Linked DNA regions of Homo sapiens: region 2 is linked to region 1. The links are chromatin contacts, found by Hi-C or POLR2A ChIA-PET in ENCODE. All regions are on one chromosome and are shown on one strand. The core of a region is the stretch at or near the end of the contact, and the rest is flanking DNA. Distances in the headings are between cores, read along the strand shown.

Region 1 (4,432 bases), core at 940-3,439:
AAATACTCCCACCTTGGCCAATGTCAAACTACTGATTTGATGTCACTGAACATGGGGGTTTGGGAAGAAATGCACAGTAGCACCCCCCATTATATAGTATTTCTACCCTACAGATAAAATAGAAATAATCTCAAGATCATGGATAATAGTAGTATGTAGCAAAATAATTAGGAAGTGAAGAGTTTTTAGTATTTATTACCTTTCGTATAATATAATTTATTTTATTGTAAGTTTATACAGTCAATTCTCATTATTCATGGTACTTTTGTTCTACAAAGTTGCTGCAAACACTAAATCAGCAAATATCAAATCAACATTTCTAGAAGACATACAGAGTTGGGTTCCTGTGAACCTCTGGTCAAAGCATTTTCGTCAACCAACTATATTTTATATGTGTTTCTATTTAAGATGTCTTATTGCCGATTCATTAACACCAAAATCATGGCCCACAGCACTGCAGCTTATGCCTGAATGAAGCTCCTCTAACACGTATGTTTTCCCCATAAAGCACATCACAGCCTTCTTGTGCTTGGGAACATTAGACAGCACTTCAGCACTGTAATTGGAGGCCATTTTAAACAGTGAAATCACCCTCAAAAAGCAGAAAAATGTGAAAAACCTGGCACTAAATATACCACGAAAAGGACGCTTGTTTATAGTATGAAAGCTGAAACAAGAAGCCCTTGTTCAACCTCAGCTGGGAACGTGCACGTCGGGCAACTCAAATTTTTCGCAACTCTGCACACGCACATGTCCACAGATGACCACAAGTATTGATTTGGGGGTTACGAATAAATTTTAGTGAGTAAGTGAATTCACAAATATGGAATCCACAAATAATAGGAGTCAACTACCGTATAACTTAATTTTTAGTAATGGCCATGTTTAACAACCCACTGACAGAATTTCTAAAAATTTAACAGTCAGCTCTTGTAAGCCTGAATGAGCCAGCTCCAGCACAGCACTGACTGGACTAGACATTATCTTGACAACCATCTCCACTGGCCTGTAAACTCCTACTAGGCAGAAACCAGGTCTTGTTTATTTTGTTATTCCAGCACTTAGCACAATGCCTGGCTCATGGCAGGTAATCAGAAACTGTTAATGGAAAAATGGATGAATAAATGCATGCATGCATACAATTCCCCTCTTTTTATTATGACAAAATAATAAACTCACATTGAAAGAGCTTTTTTTTTTTTTTTTTTTTTTTTTTTGAGACAGAGTATCCCTCTTGTTGCCCAGGCTGGAGTGCAATGGCGCGGTCTTGGCTCACTGCAACCTCCACCTCCTGGGTTCAAGCGATTCTCCTGCCTCAACCTCCCAAGTAGCTGGGATTACAGGTGCCCACCACCACACCTGGCTAATTTTTTGTATTTTTAGTAGAGATGGGGTTTCACCATGTTGGCCAGGCTGGTCTCGAACTCCTGACCTCAGCTGATCCACCTGTCTCGGCCTCCCAAAGTGTTAGGATTACAGGCGTGAGCCACCGCACCCAGCCGAAAGAGCCTTTTTATGTTTGTGAACTACCTTCCCTTCCAAAGGTTGTTGGGGTCCCATCTAAAGGTTGTTTTTACAAAATTCTGTGACCAGCATATTTAGTTGTGCAGACAAGAAAATGGAGCACTGAGATTAGGTGACTTCCCAAAGCTGACAGAGTCAATTAGGAAGAGAGCTAGGACTCAAATAAAATCTTCATACTTTAAATCCAATGTGCCTGCATCACACTACGATTAGCTGTGATCCTCTAATTAATGAGAGCACCGACAGCCAACACACCCATGCTATGCATGTGCAAAGTACCCACATTTGCTTCAAAGGTTTCAACTGGTCACTAGTCTATCCAACGAACAAACAACAATGAAAATCACCTCCCAGAGTTACAACTCTTCAGTCACTCATGGCACACAATTTAGTGTTCTGGATTTTAAAGTCTTCAAATAACTGAAACACAAATTAACCACAATTGTTTCTGTAGCACCACTTTTTAATGAAATGTGTTTAAACTGTATTATGTGCAGAAGACTGCTAAGGTATAGCCTGCAACCTTTGCAAATTTCTAAACTCTCAAATAACAAATGTTTGTGCAAGCTCCTGGCTATCTCCTAAATCATATTTCCTTTAAGAGTAGCTTATTTCCTGTGCATGTCCACACACCACAAGTTATCTGCCTTTTCAACTTCTACCAGTGTTTTCTCTTTCACTTATGGCTGTGTCTAACAAAGAAACATTTTTAACTGCTTTGTACCTGACGTGAATAGAGAACACAGGAACCATGTTGAGGTTCAGAGGCTAAGTGGTCAGCTAAATTTAGTGGCTAAATGATACAGTTCTGTAACTCAGCCTCACAAAACATAAAATTCAAATCACCAAAAAAGAAAAAGAAAAATCTGGAACTGCAAATGGCCTTTTCAAACTGTACTGCCATATTCAGAAATTGACCTCTTCCTTGGAGATTCTAGATCATAAGAATAAGCAACAGGGCCTACAACAGTGCCTAGATCATAGTAGGTATTCAAAAAAAATAGCTCAGCAACTAACCAGAGTCTAGATTCTCCTCATAAATCTTCAGGAACAAGAAAAATTATACTACCGTTGAATGAAAGATCTTCCTTGGCTCTGGTAGTGACTAATGAGCCCCCATCAGCTCAGCTACATTCAAGAAGTTTGCCAATTATTTGCAAAGTAGCTAATCACAGTTGGCCCTCAACAGCCTTAGAATATAGTAGTGTACAGTTCACAGCTTTATTTCTTTGATACAGAAAGCTTGTATACTGTCAAGAAATGAGACTCAACTCTTCAATGAGATGGGATTACCCCCTTTCAAGAGTGTAATCTGAAGGAAGACTTGAGAAGGTTCCCTAAAACTCAACTAGGAAATGTCAAAAGCCTTCCCTTAGCCCAGCAATTTCACACCTGGGAATTTCATTTTAGGAATTAACAAAGGATTAATACATAAAAAGCTCCCATAAATATTTAGCAAAAATAAAAAGAGCATACTATTTAACTTCGCAAATGACAGAGGATATTTCAGAGTAAAAATATAAATAACCAATAATTACAGGAAAGAAGTGCAATGGTGAGATATATTTACTCATCAATCAACCTGGAAGAATTGAAAATATTAGTAATACTCACTGTTGTCAAGGGTGACATTTCTCACTGTTGAGAGAATGGATTGGAGGAGTATTATTTGGTATTCCAGATTTTGAGGATCAATTGTCTGTATCTATTGAAAGTGAAAATGCCCATGCTATCTGACCCAGCTATTACACCTCCAGGCATCTATCGCATAGAAGTATAGAAATATATGCACATGTACAAAAACATAGAGATGCAAAAATACTTCGATTGCCATTTTTTTAAAAAAATTACAATTAAAGGTCCATTCTCAGGGGAGTCATTACATAAATTATACCATATCAATTCAATAGAATAATATGAAGCCATTTAAAAGAAAGAAGTGCATGGCTATATTAATACAGAACAATCACCATGACATAGTAGTACATGGAAAAAGTAACTTGCAGAATAATTCAGTGTAGATCTTATTTAAGAAAAAAGGCTGTGTATGAGCATATGTACATGTACTTGAATATATATGTATAGAGAAAGGTATAAAGGGAGACAAGAAACTGCAGTTGTTGCTTCTGGGAAGGTGAGTAGATGGACAGACAAAGTGAAGAGGCACTTTTACATTTTACTATGTGTACTGCCACATCATCATAATTTTGCAAATGAAAAGGTATTTATGTATTGCTTAGATGATTTTTATAAAACAACAAAAATACATAATAAAAGAATTTTTTTGAACAAAGCCTTCATCTAGAAAGGACTTGCTATTGGAAGGCAGAAAAGCAAAAGGGAAGTTTTGAAAAATAAAAATGAAAAGACCAAGTGAGTGTGTGTAGCTGAAGGTTCAAAGGCCACTTGCTGACTCTACCCTAAAGTTAAAAATTGGCCACTAGAAATCTGAGGCCGGGAATCACAGGGGACTCTGTTGACTGCTTGAGCTGAACTAATCTGATCAGAACCTGGATAGAACATGAACAAAAATGTTTCTTTCCACTTCTGTCTCTGTGTAGCTTAAAAGTGTCCACCAATTCTTTGCCACTCCTCCCATCAAAAGCTGGAGTCTATTTTCCCTCCCCTTGAATCTGGGCATGCCCTGTGACTTGCTTTGACCCATAGAATATGACAGAAATGACAATGTGCTTGCTCTGAGCCAAGCCTTTGAGCGCCAAGCCTCAGAGAAACCTGGAAGCTTCCACTGTCTGATTATAAGAAGCCTAAATATCCTGAGACCACCATGGTAAGGCCCAGCTAGCCACATAAAGAAGTCACATGGCAAAGAACTGAGACCCGAGCATATGACCCCAAGTGAGCCATCTCAACCAATTCCCAACCATTCAAGCCACCGAAGCCAAGGACC
Region 2 (4,432 bases), core at 1,348-3,847, 78 kb before region 1:
AGAAAATGCTTCAGAAGAAAGTGGCGCTTCAAACCGACTATCTTAAAGAAGGGCCCTGGGTACTGGGGAAACAAAGAGGGCCTGAGAGTCCCCATCGTGGCTAGAGCAGTTTGAAGAAAGAGTAGGTGTTTCAGCTGAGCTTAGGAGGAGCAAGAATTAAATGGGGTGTTGCGGGGGGGCATTCTGGGAAGAAACGGCCACATATGTGAAGACACAGATGTAAGAAACTATATGACACACTTTGCCTGAACAAAGTGCAGCCGGGGGAGGAGTGGTGGGGGAGGCACTGGCAGAAAATGAGACTGGAGAACTAACCAGATCATGAAGTGTCTCGTGCACTGCATCAAGGAGGTCAAAACATCCAGAAAGCCCTGAAGACACAATGTCAGATTTCAGGGTGGGAGTAAGATGCAAGTTTAGGAGAAGCGTTGAGGAAACAATGGGAACGACAGATTAGAAAGGGATGAGCCTGGAGACAGGGAGAGCAGTCTCAAGTCACTAAAGGATGAGAATAATTCATCCCAGGACCCAAAGCCCAGGAATGGCTCTCAGAAATGCCGGAGACCTGAACTGTGTAACTGGCCTGTGTGTCTGAATTGAAGACTATGAACTATATAAGCTAGGCAAGTTACCAAACTTCTCGAACCTCAATTTTTCCTCCATGAGATCAGGTGTTCTTCATTTCCTCAAAGAGATCTCAGTACTATTGAGAGAATCGAATGAGATGCTTGGCATAGAGTAAATACTCAGCAAATTGCCTTATAAAAGCACTCCAAGTGATCTTAGTTTTCAGCCAAGGTTGCAAACCACTGATTTAGTCCAACTACTTCAATTTTGTATGAAAATACAGAGGCCCACAGAAGGAAAGGGATTTGTTCGAGGATGCACTTCAAGTTAGCAAAACAGGGAAACTCGAGTCCAGCACATTTTGACCCTGCGGTGCAATGGAGAAGGGTTGGGTCTGAAGGTGGATGCTGGTATTGCCATCTGCTAGCTGTGAGACTGAACCAATTTCTAAACATCTCTCTCAGCCCCATCTGCAAGATGGGGATGACAACAGCATCCACATTATAGGGCTGTTCAAAGGATGAAATAGATTAATGCTCACAGAACACCTGGCACAGTACCAGGCACCATGAGATGTATTAATTAAATGCTAGCTATTGTTACCAGCTGTGCTCTGACTCAGCCCAGCATTCTTTCTGTATCTCCACCAGGCTGTATAAGACCTCTTGTGAATTTTGATCAGTGTTTTCTTCATCCCTTATGGATACACTCATGGAAATCGATTTTTAGATATTGAACTAAAAAAATAAAGAGCTGATTAGTTACAATTCTCCCTGCTGATACCAGGAGTTTTAATCAAATAAACCAAGTATATCTGTGTACCAAATGTCATCTGTGTACCATGTTCGTGCACAGGACCTAACCAGGTGCTGTTTGTGCTGTCACTGGGTATTTGAAGCCACTGTTTCCTGTGTGTAATCAATAATCGACACTAAAGCTCTGACAAAATGACCATTTTTAGAGTGCCATTAGCTGTCTCCCTGGATATGGCTGTAAATGTAACATAAGTACGTTCTTTATTGCATCAATTTCTTATTGCAGTCATGTTTATCTTCCTGAAGTAAAGCGCTCTGGGAGAAACTGAGTGGGTGGGTATTTTGGCTTGTTTTTCTGCTAAAGGATGATTCTGATGATCTTTTACTATTACCTGAAATTTGCGTGCTATTGCAGAAGCATCCTTCTCAAGGGAAGAACACGGGTACAGTGGAGCTAAAGTGCTTTTTCTGTTGTGTGTACAAATTAGGCAAGAGGTTTATAAACTTGCTTCTTACAGAAAAGTCACCCTGATAATTTTCTTTGTAGTATTTCTGAATATCCTAACCCCTAATTAATCAACATAGACCACCTTTTGCTTGTTTCACATGGAGCACAGAGCTTTCAAATTAGAGCACTGGGAGAAAATTGTTTTTTTTTTTTTTTGGTATATATAAAATTCTAATTGCCATCAGAAGCAAGGTAGCTATATAATTGCCAAAGCCAAAACAATATGTTTCTGAAGATACTTTAATTAGAGTTTGCTTCACATTTTATCTTCTTATGAAATTGAAAATACCAACCACAAAAACTCTGTGGAGAGAGCTTTCTCTGCATTTTGTTGCGTGCTTCAGTAAAGATTCTTGTATATCAGAATTGTAGATTCAATACCAAGAAACATAAACTTGTATTGTTAATTTGGGTGACCATGAGGGACACTGACTTAGTTCAACTAGGAAAAGATCATTAAAAATACTTCAAAGATTTTTATTATCCTGGGTTTCTGATTAAACAAATTATCTATAGAAAAGCCACTGCAGTTAATTTACTGGTTGGAACTTGCATGAAGTTAGGGATTTCAAGATAAACCCATCTCTGGACAAGTAAGCTACTTTCTTTTGTATTACCTAGTGTGTGAGGGTGGGAAGGGAGGGAATGCCATATGAAACCAGCTTCCTCATTGCTCTCTTATGAGTCACATTTACTTGAACACAGCTAATTTTAGTTTCAACCACTGTGACCCTCCTAGAAGTAGTAAGAACCAAATGAGTAAGCATTTGGAGGAAGTGAGTACCTTGCAACCAATGTCATCCAGAGCTCATTATTTTAACATCAACAAAGCCCTCCTCTATAATCAAATTGCCCACATTCTCAGAAATTGTATTTGTGATAAAGTGCATGATCAGCTTGAATTTTTCACCCCTCCCTGTATTACACCCTTTGTTATGTGACTTTGGAGTTTCCTCCATAAAGGCAGAGTGTATTTTGCCACTCCTTGTCTTTGAGCTAAGTTGTGTCACTTCCTTTGGTCAAACGAATGTGGTCAAAAGTGTCAGGGTGCCAGTGTGAAGTTTGCCTGCTTCTTCTTGCCATCCTGTGGCTCTGCCATCTTCTAGGAACATGCCTGGGGTGCAACCCATGAAGCTGAGCCTCCCCAGCAGAGCCCAGCCTAGATCAGCCCATCCCAGCCAACCATAGACTTGTGAGCAATAATAAGTCATTGCTGTTTTAAACCACCAACATTTGAGGTGGTTTGTGATGCAGCAGTAGTTAACTCTCATAATACTGCAACAAGTTATTGACCTGAGCTTTTCTGGGCCAGTGATCTGTAAATACATATAATTCATGGCTGGTCTAGTTTCTATAACGGAAAAGATATTATACAACTATTTTCTCAAGGATAGATTATTTATGTTGCATCAAAAAAATAATTTACCAACTACCTGTTGTGGGCTGGATGCTCTACTGGGTGCTGGTACAGGGGATGGAATATGAAGAAGTCCCGAAAGTCCCAGACATTTGTACATGGCCTTTAGAAACTGAAAAACTTGAACCATGACTGCAAAGACCATTCAAACTAGAGGCTGTAAAAACTTTCTCTTTTCAGAGTTCAGTTTCTTAAAGCCAGGTATTGTAATATCTTGATCTTTATTTGAATCCTGAATCCAGTATAGCAAGCACTCTCTCTTGCCTGATTCAGTAGAGGTTCAGGATGTTCCTCTTGTCTCAATTTTCTATGAAGGTGACTGGTTTAACCTAGGTGTATGACCCAAGGAGGAATGGCAAATTCTCATCAGCCAAGAGCCTCTCAATATGAATAGATGTTAGAGAGAGGTTGGCCTGGTATAGAGTCAGATGATGAGCTAGCAGTAGAACTTGGGGGTGTTCACCATTAAAATAGGCAGAAAGGGAGATCACTGTAGAGAACAGGGCCACTGGGCAGAGGTAGGATGGACTAGAGTATGATAATGAGGAGATCAAGGGGAAAGGAAGATGAAAGGTGGAATTTCAAGCTGGGATCTGAGGCAACAACTGGAATCATTATCAGAGGACCTGTATATTAGTTTGAGTGCTTGTTTGGATGGTTTTTAGCACCAGGTGGGGTTTATCACCTAGTTGGGACTTTCAGCTATGGTGTCTTGGGTGCTCTTTGTTCTGTAATTCTCTGTCTGCAATATCAAGAACCAGGACCATCTAGGGAGGAGAAGACTATTCCTCTAGGTCTGAAGTTGTATTTTTCTCTGCCCAAGGACTCTGATACATTCTGTAGTCATCATGGAAGCCTCATTCAGGGAGAGTTGAGTCCATTGGAAGTTCAGTCCTCTGAGAACCAGAGACATTGTGTGGCAGGTCCCTCTCCTGGGTCCTGGGACTTAGATCCTAGCCCCTGGGCTTGTGCTATGTCACAGCCTTGGCCTCTCTGCCTCCTCCTCATCAACCCACTCAGGGCATTCTGACCCATCCAAACATAAGCAGAAGATGACTCATCAGTGGGCTGCCTATGAATCATGGCTTGGTCCCAATGTGGAAAGGCAGAGTGAATGTAGAGCTGGAAAATTAATGTGAATCAGGATGCATTTGGTGTTGACATTTATATCTTAGTGTAATTTGA

What was found. A loop is a pair of places that touch in the nucleus more often than their neighbours do. ChIA-PET counts read pairs that join two places held with the same protein, here RNA polymerase II (POLR2A). Pooled maps may share reads with other maps.
Region 2: a pooled map shows a loop between it and region 1 (2.8-fold over the local background). The contact joins two enhancer-like sites. A Hi-C loop is called at or near these places in 1 of 37 single-sample maps with no recorded cell type and 5 of 50 pooled maps. POLR2A ChIA-PET finds 5 or more read pairs at or near these places in 3 of 52 experiments (PC-3 and activated CD4-positive, alpha-beta memory T cell).

The regions. Positions count from the first base shown.
Region 1 is chrX:20,435,633-20,440,064 of GRCh38, reverse strand. No RefSeq gene overlaps it. Among named protein-coding and RNA genes, the nearest start is that of RPS6KA3, 170 kb to the right of the region's middle. Within about 2 kb of position 2,189, at least 2 of the 41 ENCODE cell types and tissues checked have a DNase peak (open chromatin) inside an H3K27ac peak, as active enhancers do.
Region 2 is chrX:20,514,481-20,518,912 of GRCh38, reverse strand. No RefSeq gene overlaps it. Among named protein-coding and RNA genes, the nearest start is that of RPS6KA3, 250 kb to the right of the region's middle. RefSeq lists a silencer at 2,411-2,560 and an enhancer at 3,778-4,432. Within about 2 kb of position 2,597, at least 6 of the 41 ENCODE cell types and tissues checked have a DNase peak (open chromatin) inside an H3K27ac peak, as active enhancers do.